Regions from separate parts of the Homo sapiens genome. Here region 1 is linked to region 2. A link is an interaction called in ENCODE POLR2A ChIA-PET data of the cell type or tissue named here. Cell type or tissue: Panc1. All regions are shown on one strand.

The links. ChIA-PET counts read pairs that join two places held together with the same protein. Peaks named below come from ENCODE experiments on the same cell type or tissue, not always from the same donor. Only the 100,000 strongest peaks of a DNase experiment are listed, where the experiment ranks them.
Region 1: POLR2A ChIA-PET joins it to region 2 with 5 read pairs; 1 of 35 experiments calls an interaction of 5 or more read pairs at or near these places.

The regions. Positions count from the first base shown.
Region 1 is chr18:3,511,922-3,519,921 of GRCh38, forward strand. The region is part of intron 10 of DLGAP1 (DLG associated protein 1); the gene reads right to left. Among named protein-coding and RNA genes, the nearest start is that of GAPLINC, 50 kb to the left of the region's middle. In Panc1, no CTCF peak of the experiment used is centred here; a DNase peak (open chromatin) is centred at 283; H3K27ac peaks cover 7,372 bases.
Region 2 is chr18:3,301,776-3,309,775 of GRCh38, forward strand. No RefSeq gene overlaps it. Among named protein-coding and RNA genes, the nearest start is that of MYL12-AS1, 43 kb to the left of the region's middle. In Panc1, no CTCF peak of the experiment used is centred here; DNase peaks (open chromatin) are centred at 3,756, 4,229 and 4,476; H3K4me3 peaks cover 1,191 bases; H3K27ac peaks cover 4,266 bases.

The sequences.
Region 1 (8,000 bases), 210 kb after region 2:
GGTCATTTTGAGTGTTAGACTGGGGCAATCTCACCAGCACAGTAGCACCCATAGTCAACATCAGCAGATTTTCTCTGAAAGTTAGAATGGGGGTTTTAAAGCTCTATGGGTGTTGAGTTGATCTCTTTCACATTCTGGTCATGCTTTTTTTTTTTTTACAGATTGTTCAACCCAGATGTGGTTAACAGTTTTTGCCACCCATCTCCCTTAGGGCACATTCAAATGCATCTTACAGAATAATTTTCTCTGCTGTGTCAGCCAGGCAAGCCGTTTAACCATGACTCATACCATCTATTTGTGTAATACTTAATCAGATAATAAGCCTTGTATTGCTGGGCAGTTCTTTTTACATAAGTAAATCTAGCCTCCCCAGACACCGTATAGGCACCTGATGGTGAGGCTTATAGACTCCTCCCTTTCCTTTCTTTCCCCAGCTACTCTGTTAATCTGTCCCTCAGTGGAAGTACAAAACAAAACAGAAAATGCAGTTGAATGGGATTCTTCCTATTTAAGAAGTAAGCACTCTTTATAAACTCCCCCACTTATAATTCTTCAAACCTCTCACCCCACAACAGATATTTAAGAAGACCCACAATAGAGAGTACAGGCCTGGGTTAGTGAATCACATAAAGTCAGGAGGAACTTTTGGGAGGCCTTTGTGAACATGTGTTTACTTAAATTATCATCACTTAGTATTTCAAAACTCACAAACAGGCATCTAATTAGATCCTCGCAGGACCCTGTGAGGCAGAGCAGATAACTTCATTTGAAAAAACTTGTACTCAAACTACAAAGTTTCTTCCCCACGGACATCTGCTGTGGCCAATCCCCGTCTTCTGACCCCAGTCTATTTGGGCTCTCTTCTCTCTAACACTCGCAGAAAATTGCGTCTGAATCTACTTAAGTGGAAGCTATCCGAGTGTGATTTCCTTCTTTTTTTTCTTTACTGTGGTAAGAACACTTAACATGAAATCTACCCTCTTAACAAATATTTAAGTGCACAATATAGTTTTGTTAATGGTGGCGCAGCGTTGTACAGCAGATCTCGAGAACTTATTCACCTTGCATAACTTTAGATCCACTGGACAGCAATTCCCCTTTCCCTTTCCCTCTCCCTCTACATCATGGCACCCACCGTTCCACTCTCTGTTTCCTGAGTTTTGACTATTTTAAGATACATCATATAAGCAGAATCATGCAGCATTTGTTCTCCAGTGACTGGCTTATTCCACTTAGCATATAGTCCTCCAGGCTCATCCATGTTGTTGCATATGGCAGAATTTCCTTCTTTTTCAAAGCTGAATAATATTTCATTGTATGTTTATACCACATTCCATTTATCCACTGAGTGTGATTTCTGTTTATTTATGTGTTTATTTATTTATGAATGAGGTCTCACTGTGTTGTCCAGGCTGGAGGACAGTGGCTATTCATAGGCATGAACATGGGGTCCTATAGCCCTGAACTCCTTGCCACAGCCTTCTGAGCAGCTGGGACTGCAGGCATGCACCACTATGCCAGGCTGCATGTAATTTCTTTATCAACATTTCCCAGCCAGTGCCAATGGATAGGGGTGAGTGGCATAATAAGTCAGTGGGAGAGTTGGAAGAAATTCGCCAAGCCTGATCACTGTCCCACATTAGGAAGCAAGAGCAAAGCACATCCATCTACCTGAAGTGACTGGCAGGCAAGGCAATTTCAATCCTGAACAGAAAAGAGGAACCAGGGACACCTTGAAAGAGATGGTGGGTGTTTCAAGCTCTTTTTTTCTTTTACAGATTATGTGTCATAATGAGAAGCAGAGAACAACTATGTTGGCTGTGGGAAAGGGGAGTCTTTTATGCAATCTATGATTTGAAATCTCCTGACTACATTCAAAGACCCAGCCATTTAGAAGAGAGCATACCTCCTCTTTCCCACTGACCTCTGTGGGATAGGTTGTTATTTTGAGAAAAGGAGGTAGTATAAGAGGCACAAGGATGAAGAGAAAAAACACTTTCCTTTAACCCTCCCAGTGGGTCTATGGCAAAGCTGCAAGGAGTTTCAGTGTGCTGGTGATCTTTTTGCTGAGTTAAAATCAGGATTACAAATCCTTAAGCATAATTAGCATATGCATCCTTTCCTATTTCAAGAGGAGTTAGGTCTCTAGAACTAAAAAGGCAGACGTGCTCATTTCTCTGACTGCTTCTTTTTTTTTTTTTTGAGACAAGAGTCTCACTCTGTCACCCAGGCTGGAGTGCAGTGGCACGATCTCGGCTCACTGCAACCTCCAACTCCCGAGTTCAAGTGATTCTCCTGCCTCAGCCTCCCGAGTAGCTGGGATTACAGGCATGAGCCACTGTGCCCTGCCTCTCTGACTGCTTCTAATTCTTACATGATGCTACACCTAACTCCACGATCATCAGACCTTACTTTAAGGCCTCAGAAACAGAGAAGAATAGACATATTTCTTATACCCTCAAAGTAGGTTCCCTGAAGCCTGGATACGACAGACACCCCTGCAATGGATTACCTCTGACTGGCTCCCCGTGGTGAAGGTTACTACGGTAGATATGCTACATAGAACTCGTCACATTTTTCTGCCACCTACACTATAATTCACCTAGTATGTTTCATTTTAGTCTAACTTTCTCTCTGGGCAATACAGGCATGCCTCAGACATATTGTGGGTTTAGTTCCAGACCACTACAATAAATGAATATCACAATAAAGTGAGTCACATGAATTTTTTGTTTCCCAGTGCATATAAAAGTTATGTTTACACTATACTGTAGTCTGTTAAGTGTGTCATAGCATAATGTCACAAAAAAGTACCTAATACTTTATTGCTAAAAAATGCTAATGGTAATCTGAGCCATCAGCAAGTCATAATCTTCTTGCGGAGGGAGGGTCTTGCCTCGATGTGGATGGCTGCTGTGATCAAGGTGGTAGTTGCTAAAGGTAGGGGTGGCTGTGGCAATGTCTCTTTTTAAAATAAATTTTTTTTTCACTTTGTATTTTTTGTAGAGACAGGATCTCGCTATGTTGCCCAGGCTGGTCTCAAGCTTCTGGCCTCAAGCGATCCACTCATCTTGGACTCCCAAACTGCTGACATTACAGGCATGAGTCACTGCCCCGGCTGGCTGTGACAATTTTAAAAATAAGACAACAATGAAGTTTGCCACATCAATTGACTTTTCCTTTCATGAAAGGTTTCTCTGTTGCGTGCAATATTTGTTTGACAGCATTTTACCCACAGTAAAACTTTTTTCAAAATTGGAGTCAAGGGGCCGGGCGCGGTGGCTCACGCCTGTAATCCCAGCACTTTGGGAGGCCAAGGTGGGTGGATCACGAGGTCAGGAGATCGAGCCCATCCTGGCTAACACGGTGAAACCCCGTCTCTGCTAAAAAATAGAAAAAATTAGCCAGGCGTGGTGGCGGGCACTGTAGACCCAGCTACTCAGGAGGCTGAGGCAGGAGAATGGCTTGAACCCAGGAGGCGGAGCTTGAGTGAGCCAAGATCATGCCACTGCACTCCAGCCTGGGCAACAGAGCGAGATTCCATCTCAAAAAAAAAAAAAAAAAATTGGAGTCAAGGCTGGGCGTGGTGGCTCACGCCTGTAATCCCAGCACTTTGGGAGGCCAAGATAGGAGGATTGCTTGAGCCCAGGAGTTCGAGACCAGCCTAGGCAACATGGCAAAACCCCATCTCTACTAAAAATACGAAAAATTAGTCGGCCTGGTGGCACATCCCTGAAGTCCCAGCTACTCAGGAGGCTGAGTTGGGAGGATCACCTGAGCCTGGGAAGTTGAGTCTGCAGTGAGCCGTGATTGTGCCACCGCACTCCAATCTGGGCAACAGAGGAGACCCTGTCTCAAAAAAAAAAAAAAAAAAAAAAGGGAGTCAAAATCCTCTCGAAGCTTACCACTATATTATCAACTAAGTTGATGTAATATTCTAAAGCCTTTGTGGTCATTTCAACAGTGTTCGCAGCATCTTCACCAAGAGTAGATTCCATCTCAAGAAACTACTTTCTTGGCTCATCCATAAGAAGTAACTACTCCTCTGTTCAAGTTTGATCATGAAATTATAGCAATTCAGTCACATTTACAGGCTTCACTTCGCATTCTAGTTCTCTTGCACTTTTTACCACATCTGCAGTTTCTTCCTCCACTGAAGTCTTGAACCCCTCAGTCATCCACGAAGGTTGGAATCAACCTCTAAACTCCTGCTAATGTTGATATTTTGACCTTTTCCCATGAATCATAAATGTTCTTAATGGCGTCTAGAATGGTGATTCCTTTCCAGAAGTTTTTCTTTTTTTTTTAATTTTTAAATTATTTTTTCAAATTTTTTTGGGTGCACGGTGTATAAATTTATGGGGTACAGGAGATGTTTTGATACAGGCATGCACTGTGAAGTAAGCACATCATGGAGAATGGGGTATCCATCCCCTCAAGCAATCCCCTCAAGCATTTATCCTTTGGATTACAAATAATCCTCCAGAAGGTTTTCAATGGACTTTGCCCAGGTCCATCAGAGGACTCACTATCTATGGCAGATATAGCCTTATGGAATGTATTTTTAACTAAGAAGACTTGCAAGTCCAAATGACTCTTTGATCCGTAGGCTGTGGAATGGATGTCGTATTCCTCTGTTTTCACGCTACTGATAAAGACATACCTGAGACTAGGTAATTCATAAAACAGCGATGCTTAATGGACTCACAGTTCCACATGGCTGGGGAGGCTTCAGTCATGGTGGAAGATGAAAGGCACGTCTTACATGGTGGTAGACAAGAGAGAATGATGATAGACAAGCGAAAGGGGAAACGCCTTATAAAATCATCAGATCTCATAAGACTTATTCACTACCATGAGAACAGTATAGGGGAACCACCCCCATGATTTAATCATCTCCCATCAGGTCCCTCCCACAACATATGGGAATTATGGAGGCTACAGTTCAAGATGAGATTTGGATGGGGACACAGCCAAACCAAATCAGATGTCATGTTTGCAGGCATGAAAACAACTTTCATCTCCATGTACATCTCTATCAGAGCTCTTGGTTGACTAGGTGCATTGTCAGTGAGCAGCAATATTTTGGAAGAAATCTTTTTTTCTGAGCCATAGGTCTCAACAGTAGGCTTAAAGTGTACAGTAAACCATGCTGTGAATAGAGATACTCTCATCTAGGCTCTGTTGTTCTACTTATAGAGCACACTTTATAAGAGCACACAAATTTAGCATAATTTTTAAGGGCCGTAGGCTTTTCAGAATGGTAAATGAGCTTTGGCTTCGACTTCAAGTCACCAGGTGCCTGAGCCCCTAACAAGAGAGTGAGCCTGTCCTTTGAAGCTATGAAAGACCTACATGGCATCTCCTGCCAATAGAAGGCTGTTTTGTCTACATTGAAAATCTGTTGTTTAGTGTAATCATCTTCATCAATGATCTTAGCTAGATCTTCTGGATAACTTACTGCAGCTTCTCCATCATCACTAGGAATTCACCTTGCATTATATTACAGAGACAGTTTCTTTCTTTAAACTCCATGAACCAACGATTGCTAGCTTCAAACTTTTCTTCTTCAGCTTCCTCACCTCTCTCAGCTTTCATAGAATTGAAGAGAGTTGGCCGGGCGCGGTGGCTCATGCCTGTAATCCCAGCACTTTGGGAGGCTGAGGCGGGTGGGTTACCTGAGGTCAGGAGGTCGAGACAAGCCTGACCAACATGGTGAAACCAAGTCTCTACTAAAAATACAAAATTAGTCAGGCACGGTGGCGCATGCCTGTAATCCCAGCTACTCAGGAGGCTGAGGCAGGAGAATCACTTGAACCCGGGAGGCAGAGGTTGCAGTGAGCCGAGATCGTGCCATTGCACTCCAGCCTGGGCAACAAGAGAGAAACTCTGTCTCGGAAAAAAAAAAAAAAGAAGAGAGTCACAATGTGTCTCTGATTAAGCTTTGGCTTAAGGGAATGTTGTGCCTGGTTTGTTCTTCTCTCCAGACCACTCAAACTTCATCCATATCAACAAAAAGGCTGTTTCGCTTCCTTATCATTTGTATGTTCACTTGGGTAGCACTTTTCATTTCCTTCAAGAAGTTTTCCTTTGTATTCACAACTTGGCTATCTGGCACAAAAAGCCTAGCTTCTGGCTTATTTTGACTTTTGACATGCCTTCCTAACTAAGCTTAATCATTTATTGCTTTTGATTAAAAGTGACAGATTGTAACTCTTCATTTGAACACATAGAGGCCATTATTGGGTTATTAATTGGCCTAATTTGAATATTATTGTGACTCAAGGCATAGGAAGGCCTGAGGAGAGGGAGAGAGATGGGAATGGCAGGTCGGTGGAGCAGTCAGAACATAAACACCATTTATTGATTAAGTTCACAGTCTTATATGGGCACGGTTCATGGAGCTCCAAAACAATTACAATAGTAACATCAAGGATCACTGATCACAAATCACCATAGCAGATAGAATAATAATGAAAACACTTGAAATATTGTGAGAATTACCAAAGTCTGACACAAAAACAGAAAATGAGCATATGCTTTTGAAAAGATGGTGCTGGTAGACTTGGTCAACTCAGGGTTGCCACAAACCTTCAATTTGTTTAAAAAAAAAAAAAAGCAGTGTCTTCAAAGTGCAATAAAGCAATGCCAATAAAATGAGGTACACCTGTGTGTGGGAAAAAGTGTAGGTGTGGGGTCAGGAACAATCAGCTCACCAATTACCAGCTATTGATCTTGGGAAAGTTGATCAGACTCAGACTCTTTTTCCTTTAATGGCCATAATATCATCTCCATAGCATTGCTGATTACTTAATGGAATAATATAGGTAAACGTGAGAATGCAGTAGGAATTCTAACTCCTATAACTGATCTACATTCTTTAGTTCTTGGGCATTTACCTAAAAGGTGGCAGTATCCAAAAAAGGACATGATTTCTCCTGCAAATCTTCACACTCCAACCTCCCTCCCCAGTAGTGTGGACTAATTTGATGTCCTTTTTTGCTGACTTTAATTCAGGCAGATTTTCACAAGTGTCACTGATTGGTGAATAATTTCTTTTTTTATGAGTATAAGAAATCCATAACAATTTTTCAGGGGCTCAGATTTTAGTGCCTCTCTGTATAATCTAGCACAGTTTCCCCCAGCCATCAGAGCTAGAACAGTGGCCAACTGGCTGCTGGGTGACAGACACACAGAGGAGACAGGACCTTAAAGCACACTGGACATTCAATCAGAGCCTTGCTCGGAAAACAGACTCACTGCAAAACGAAGGGTCAGAGCCCACCTTAAGAATGGCAGCTTCTATGGCAAAACAAGGTCCACCTTCAGGTACAGAGATGATGGCAGATAAACCCCACTAGCCTGTACAGCTATAGTCCCATCGTATTTTCCAGATTGTGCTTAGCCATGTGACTTGATGACACCATAAACCAATGGTCCCCAAACTTGGCTGATCCTTCACTGCTGCCCGTTAGTCCTTTGCAATGTATTTGGTTACCTCCCTCTCTAACTCTAATTTCCTGAATCTTATCCATTCTCAACTCAACCCCTATTCCCTCATCTTCAACAACCTTGCCTCCTATGAGATGAAAATGGAGGGAATCAGGCATGAACACTGCTGTGATTTGGATGATAGTGTCTCCTCCAAAATATATGTTGAAACTGAATCCCCAAGGCAATAACAATAAGCGGTGGGGCATTAGGAGGTGATTAAGTCATGAGAGCTCGGCTGTCCTGAATGAGGTTAGTGCCTTTATTAAAGGACTCAAGGTTGAAGGGACCGCCTCTTGCCCTTCTGACCCTACTGCCATGCAAGGACACAGGGTTTGTCCCCTCTGGAGGATGCAGCAACAGGCCTCATCTTGGAAGCAGAGAGCAGCCCTCACCAGACACACAACCTGCTGGCACCTTGATCTTGGATTTCTCCGCAACTAGAGTAATGAGAAGTAAATTTGTATTATTTAAAAATTACCCAGTCTTGAGCATTAGGACAAATACCT
Region 2 (8,000 bases):
AATCTGCAGATTCAATGCAATTTCTATCAAAATACCAACATCTTTTTTTGCAGAGCTAGAAAAAAACCATCCTAAAATTCATATGGAACCAAAAAAAGAGCTCGAATAGCTAACACAATCCTAAGCAAAAAAAAAAAACAAATATGGACGCATCACACTATCCAACCTCAAATTATACTACAAGGCTATAGTAATCCAAACAACATGATACTGGTATAAAAGTAGACACATAGACCAATGGAACAGAATAGAGAACCGAGAAATAAAGCTGAATACTTACAAGTAATTGATCTTTTGACAGAGCATACAAAAACATAAATCAGGGAAAAGACATTCTATTCAATAGATGGTGCTGGGACAACTGGATAGCCACATGTAGAAGAATGAAATGGACCCCTATCTCTCACTATCTACAAACATCAGCTCGAGATGGATAAAAGACTTAAATCTAAGACATGAGGCCAGGCGCGGTGGCTCACGCCTGTAATCCCAGCACTTTGGGAGGCCAAGGCGGGCAGATCACGAGTTCAAAAGATTGAGACCATCCTGGCTAACAAGGTGAAATCCCGTCTCAACTAAAAATACAAAAAGTTAGCCGGGCGTGGTGGCGGGTGCCCGTAGTCCCAGCTACTCGGGAGGCTGAGGCAGGAGAATCACTTGGACCTGGGAGGCGGAGGTTGCAGTGAGCCGAGATCGTGCCATTGCACTCCAACTTGGGCAACAAGAGAGAAACTCTGTCTCAAAAAAAAAAAAAAAATCTGAGACCTGAAACCTGAAACCATAACAATTTTAGAAGAAAACCTAGCTAAAATAAAACCATAACAATTTTAGAAGAAAACCTAGCTAAAATATTTCTGGACATTGGCTTAAACAAAGAATTTATGACTAAGACCCCAAAAGTAAATGCAACAAAAATAAAAATAAATAAATGGCACCTAATTAAACTAAAAAGCTTCTTCACAGGAAAAGAAATAATCATCAAACAGACAACCCATAGAATGGGAGAAAATATTTGCAAACTATGCATCTGACAAAGGACTAATATGCAGAATATACAAGGAACTCAAACAAATTAGCAAGAAAATAAAAACATAATCCCACTAAAAAGTGAACAAGTGACATGAAAAAACATTTCTCAAAAGAAGATACACAAATAGCCAAGAAACATGTGAAAAATGTGCAACATCACTAATCATCAGAGAAATTCAAATTAAAACCACAATGAGATACAACCTTACCCCAGCCAGAATGGCCATTATTAAAAAGTCAAAAAACAATAGATGTTGGTGTGGATATGGCGAAAAAGGAACACTTATATGCTGCTGGTGGGAATGTAAATTAGTACAACCTCTATAAAAACAGTACGGAGATTTACCAAAGTGATCTATTTCTTTTTTTAAAAATGTATTTATCTTAAGAAAAACAGATGGGGGTCTCACTATGTTGCCCAGGCTGGTCATGAACTTGTGGGCTCAAGTGATCCACCCACCTCAGCCTCCGAAAGTGCTGGGATTACAGGCATGAACCACCACACCCATCCAAGTAGATCTATTTCTGTTTTATTTTATTTTATTTCATTTTATTTATTTATTTTTTGAGACAGAATCTCACTCTGTCACCCAGGCTGGAGTGCAATAGCGCAATCTCGGCTCACTGAAACCTCCACCTACCGGGCTCAAGTGATTCTCTTGCCTCAGCCTCCTGAGTAGCTGGGATTACAGGCTTCTGCCTCCACGTCTGGCTAATTTTTGTATTTTTAGTAGAGACAGAGTTTCACCATGTTGGCCAGGCTGGTCTCAAACTCTTGACCTCAGGTGATCTGCCTGCTTCAGCCTCCCAAAGTGCTGCGATTACAGGCGTGAGCCACCGCACCCAGCCCAAGTAGATCTATTTCTAAAAGTGGATCTACCATTTGATCCAGCAATCTGACTACTGGGTATGTACCCAAAGGAAAAGATGTCATTATATCAAAAAGACACCTGCACATATATGTTTATGCAGAACAATTCACAATTGCAAAGATATGGAACCAACCTAAGTGGCCATCAGCCAGTGAGTGGATAAAGAAAATGTGGTATATATACACGAGAGAATACTACTCAGCCATAAAAAAGAAGGAAATAATGTCTTTTGCAGCAACTTGGCTGGAAGTGGAGGTCATTATTCTAAGTGGAGTAACTCAGGAATGGAAAATCAAATACCATATGTTTTCACTTATAAGTAGGAACTAAGCTATAGGTAAGCAAAGGCATACAGAGTGGTAAAACGGATACTAGAGACTCAGAAGGGGAAGTAGGAGGGGGATAAGAGATTTTTTAAAACTACATATTGGGTACAATGTGCACTAATTGGGTGACGAGTACACTAAGATCTCAGACTTAACTATACAATTCATCCATGTAACTGAAAACCACTTGTACCCCAAAAGCTATTGAAATTGTAAAAACTGTATATAAAAAAAAAAATAAAATAAAATCTCAGAATCCAAGCAAAGTCCACACATTGCATCTTATTGAAGGTCTCTTAATCTCTTTTACTTATTTATTTTATAGACAGGATCTGACTCTGTCACCCAGCTTGGAGTGCAGTGGCATGATCATAGCTCACCTCAGTCTCAAACTCCTAGACTTAGCGATCCTGCCGCCTCAGTCTCCCTAGTAGCTGGGACTACAGGTACACATCATCATGTCTGGCTAGTTTTTAAAAATTTTTTGTAGAGATGGGATCTTGTCATGTTGCTCAGGCTGTCTTACCTCTTTTAATCTATTTATTACCTTCTCTCTTTTTCTTTTGGTTGTAATTTATTTGTTGAAGAAATTGGGTGCCTTCTCCAATAGAGTGCTACTTCTCAAATGCTAAAGTGTATACAAACCACCTGGGGATCTTGTTAAAAAGTAGATTCTCCAGCCTGGCCAATGTGGCAAAATCCCGTATCTACTAACAGTATAAAAATTAGCCGGGCGTGGTGGCGGGTGCCTGTAATCCCAGCTACTCAGGAGGCTGAAGCAGGAGGAGTTGGGGGTTGCAGTTGAGCAGTGAGCCGAGATTGCACCACTGCACTCCAGCCTGGGCAACAAGAGCAAGATTGCGTCTCAAAAAATAAATACATAAATAAATTAGTAGATTCTGCTTTAGTGCAGGGATCTGCAGTGGGTCTGAGATGTGGCATTTCTGGCAAGCTCCCAGGTGAGGTGGATGCTGACCATCCATGGACCACACTTAGAGTAGCAAAGTCTAGAGCTGCCTGCAGTCTGCATTCTGATGGTTGCATCATGATGTCATTACCATATTTTTCTGTTCCCTCTAAACTGATGGTTGGATCTTCTGAACTGCATGGAAACAACCTTCTTTTCTGTAACTTTTAATGTTCTTTCCAAAATATACATTTGAACAATTTGGAAGTTTTCCACTGGTATCTTTATAGTTTTTGGTATAAAAGTTATGGTAAGTGCCCTATACAAGTGTACCATTTTTTAGTCTTTTCTGTCATATTTTTACTCTACCTTTTCTATGTTTAGATACACAAATACCTATCATTGTGTTATAGTTGCTGACAGTATTCAGTACAGTAACATACTGTACAGGTTTGTAGCCTAAGAGCAGTAGGATATCACGTATAGCCTATGTGTGTAGGAGGCTAGACCATCTAGGTTTATGTAAGTATACTCTATGACGTTCATACAGTGTCAAAGTTGCCTACCATGTGTTTCACAGAACATGTCCTGTGGTTAAGTGACTCATGGCTGCATTTATTCAGGGCCTAGGGTTTCCGTGCACTCTCATACTTGGCAGGCACTTGGTAGTCTGGATGTGTTTTTTCATTTACCGGCTGAGGCATGAATGCAGCCCGTGCATTTACCTGTGTGCAGGAATGTGGTGTTGGTGCTTTTGTATACCGCACCATTCACATGCCAATTAGGTTGAATTTTCAGATTAATTAGATGAACTTAGAGTTGCCAGGCTCCGGAATAATTGGATATCAGACAAGAAAAATGGAAACAGAATTTGTAAGTGATTTACAAGTTTCAGTACTTTGTTTTCAGTCATGAAGCCAAACTTTACCAAGAAGAGAAAAGATTCAACAGTGGAACATTTGAGCACAGTGGCCAGAGCTTTCTGGGCCGTGGAACCTTGGGCCCCTGACCTTTCAGGCTGGGTTGTCTCTTGTGGCCCTAATGTTTGCAGCAAACCGGTGGCTTGGTTGTAAATTTCATCTTTCTATGGGCTTCAGTCATTCAGAGGGCAAGCACGGACTTCTAAGGATTAGAGGGAGCCTCCTTGTTCAAATGTTTATGTGATTTCCTCTTCCAGCCACAGGTTGCTTCGTACTCACACGCAGCAGATAAGGCTCTGGTTCCTCTCCCTCAGACCTGAGCTCATCGCTTCCTCTGCTCTGTTGCTTCTTGTCTTCTGTCTCCTCTGGCCCTCGCCCAAGGTCAGCCTGCTGCCGAGTGTGTGTTATTGGCATTCCCACACATTTTGAGAAACCCTGTAGTGTTTCCACCGCATTAGGGTATTTAGGTTACAGGAAGAATTGGTGATGTTGAATTGAGGTCTTTTTTCATTACGATTACTCTTCTGTGAGCAGATAGAGTCATACCTGACACCGATCCATTTAAAAATCTGAACAAATTTTACTGATGCTCTAAAAAGTACAGGTTTCTTCTTGAGCCCAAATGACATTTTGTCAGAAATGGAATACCAATTTTATTCACTGGGGAGGTGACTCTGTCCCCCCAAACCCTCCCTATCCTTGTCCCTCCTGATCCACTGGGAAGTCATAAAGTGGCTTCCACAGGCAACTGAAATGCGTTCTGAATCATCCTCTCCGTCCTCTCCCGTGGGGCAGGTAGCAAGAGTAACAGGAAATAACAGGCACATATCAAATCACATTGCTTAGGTTGGAATCTCAGAACTAGGGGAAAATGTAAGTTTCAATTCCTGTCTCATTCCAAAATAAATTCAAGGCAGCATTTCATGTAAAATATAAAGTAAATATATATTACTTTAAATTTTGGACAAAATTGTAAACCCTTTCAAGCCTCATGTTTATCACCTGTAAAATGGAGAAAATACGAGCACACGCTTCACAGGGGTGTTATGAGCAGTGATTATTATAGCTCATGGTAAGCACTTAGCATAGTGTCTGGCTCATTATAAGTGCTCAAGAGACATTAGTCATTCATATTTCTCCAAGTTTCATTGATCAATATTCTGTCTTGCTGCACATTATTATCATTAATTATAAAGTCATTTTGGGTAAAAATTATTTGAATCAAAGATATGATAAATATGATAAGAGAAGACTAAAAACATAATCAATGAACTGAATTAAAGTTTTCATGTCTTTCAATATTATTTAGTCCAATATGTTAAATATGTTCCTTATTCCTTTGTAGCATTTGAATACATCCTAGGTTGCCTGTGCAACGATTGTTGGGTGCCAAAACACAACTAAGTCAATTATCCTGATACAGGAATTGTCATATATTATCATCAGAAGGGCATTTCAGAGGTCTGCTAATCTTTTTCTTTTTTTTAAAGTAAAGGCCTCACACATTCATTACTGAACCCAGCCAACCAATCCCTTCATAGCACACATAGAAAGAAAAAATATATTCCCAATAAAATATGTCCAACTGTCCAGATAGTGGTGGCATTTTCAGCTTGATACGGTAAGATGGTCTGACCTCGGCCCAGCATAAATATGTGTGCCATCTCATGTGCAATTCCTTACAGATCCAGCTTGCTTCTTCTCCAGTGTTTCCTTTTGTAGTGTGCCTGATTCTATTACCAGCTTTCATCTGAATCCACTGGGGAATGGAACGATTTGCTTTAGTTTCTTGACCAGGAATCGCTTAATCCTGAAAGTCTTGTGAGGAGACATGGGGAGAAGCGAAGGCAAGCACACACCACGATGGCAAAGAAAAGTGGTCTGCTAATCTTAATCTTCTATTCAAAATAAAATGTGGCCGCGCGAGGTGGCTCATCCTGTAATCCCAGCACTTTGGGAGGCCAAGGCGGGTGGATCACGAGGGTCAGGAGATCGAGACCATCCTGGTCAACACGGTGAAACCCCGTCTCTACTAAAGTACAAAAAAATTAGCCGGGCATGGTGGCGTGCACCTGTAGTCCCAGCTACGCGGGAGGCCAAGGCAGGGGAAATTTGCTTGAACATGGGAGACGAAGGTTGCAGTGAGCTGAGATCGCACCACTGAACTCCAGCCTGGTGACAGAGCAAGATTCTGTCCAAAAAAAAAAAAAAAAGAAAATGCCACAACAACAAATATTTATTTGATACTAAACAGCAAACTTTCTGATTCTGTGTATCCTGTCCTTCAGCAAGGAATTGCCCTTAGACTTTGTTTTTTGTTTTGTTTTTGAGACTGAGCCTCGCTCTGTCACCCAGGCTGGAGTGCAGTGACGTGATCTCAGCTCACCGCAAGCTCTGCCTCCCTGGTTCACGCCATTCTCCTGCCTCAGCCTCCCGAGTAGCTGGGACTACAGGTGCCCACCACCACGCCCGGCTAATTTTTTTTTGTATTTTTAGTAGAGACAGGGTTTCACCATGTTAGCCAAGATAGTCTCAATCTCCTGACCTCGTGATCCACCCGCCTCGGCCTCCCAAAGTGCTGAGATTACAGGCGTGAGCCACTGTGCCCAGCCGACTTTGTTTTAAAGTAATAAATGCACATGATAAAAACTTCAAAGTAAACAATATGAAATGAAAAGCAAAAGTCTCCCTACCCCAGCCTCGTCTCCACTCCCCAGACATAACCAAGACAATTATTTATCTTTCTAAAAATTTCGTGATGCTTCTACTGGTGTATATTTTGGAAGCTTTGTAGTTCACCTTGGTCTCAATGTTCTGCCATAATCTATCTGGTTTCATATTTGGCCTGGGGTCGACTTAATAGTCAAATGCCAAATTCAGCATCCCCATTCTAGCATTCTCAGGGCATGATCAATTATCACCCAGGTCAGGGGATCTGCAATTCACAGCTCTTCGGTGAAATCTAGTCTCCCTTCTGCTTTTGTAAATATTTATTGCAACTTACCACATTCATTCATTTAGATATATTAAGAATTTTCAAATAGTTAAATAAATAAGGCAATAGACTGGCAGTGCACAGATTAAAATAGTTTGATAACTTAGGCTGGGCACGGTGGCTCACGCCTGTAATCCCAGCATTTTGGGAGGCCGAGGCGGGCGGATCACGAGGTCAGGAGATCGAGACCATCCTGGCTAACACAGTGAAACCCCATCTCTACTAAAAATACAAAAAATTAGCCGGGCGTGGTGGTGGGCGCCTGTAGTCCCAGCTACTCGGGAGGCTGAGGCAGGAGAATGGCGTGAACCCGTGAGGCAGTGCTTGCAGTGAGCCGAGATCGTGCCACTGCACTCCAGCCTGGGAGACAGAGCGAGACTCTGTCTCAAAAAAAAAAAAAATAGTTTGATAACTTTAAGAAAAAATCCAACACTTTTTTGAGTCCACAAGTGTTTATAAAAAGTATTAATAAAAGGAAGAATAATTGAGATCAGAGAGTATCAAAATTCAAATTTCTGTAGACTTGTTTGGTGAATTAGGTAAGCCAAATACACCTTAAGAGTTTTATTTAGTTATTTGGTATTTAATATTTTCTTAGTTTTATTGGTTGTTTTTTAAAAACTATATTTATGTAACTTTTATTTTAGCCAAACAGTAACTTTATATTTTCCACAAATGAATTGCATGTTTTATTTTTTCACTTGTGGGGTTGTGCTCTGCTTCAAAATTATATTTAAAATTTACTTCAAAATTATATTTTAAAATTTCACATTTCACACAAAATTTTCAACCATTTTGATTACTTTATATTTTACATGAAACACTGCCTTGAATTTATTTTGAAATAAGACAGGAATTGAAATATGTTTTTCCTTAAATGGTTAACCAATTGAACCAACACCACTTATTCAGTAATTACTCTTGTCCCACAGATGTTTATCATCTAAAAAT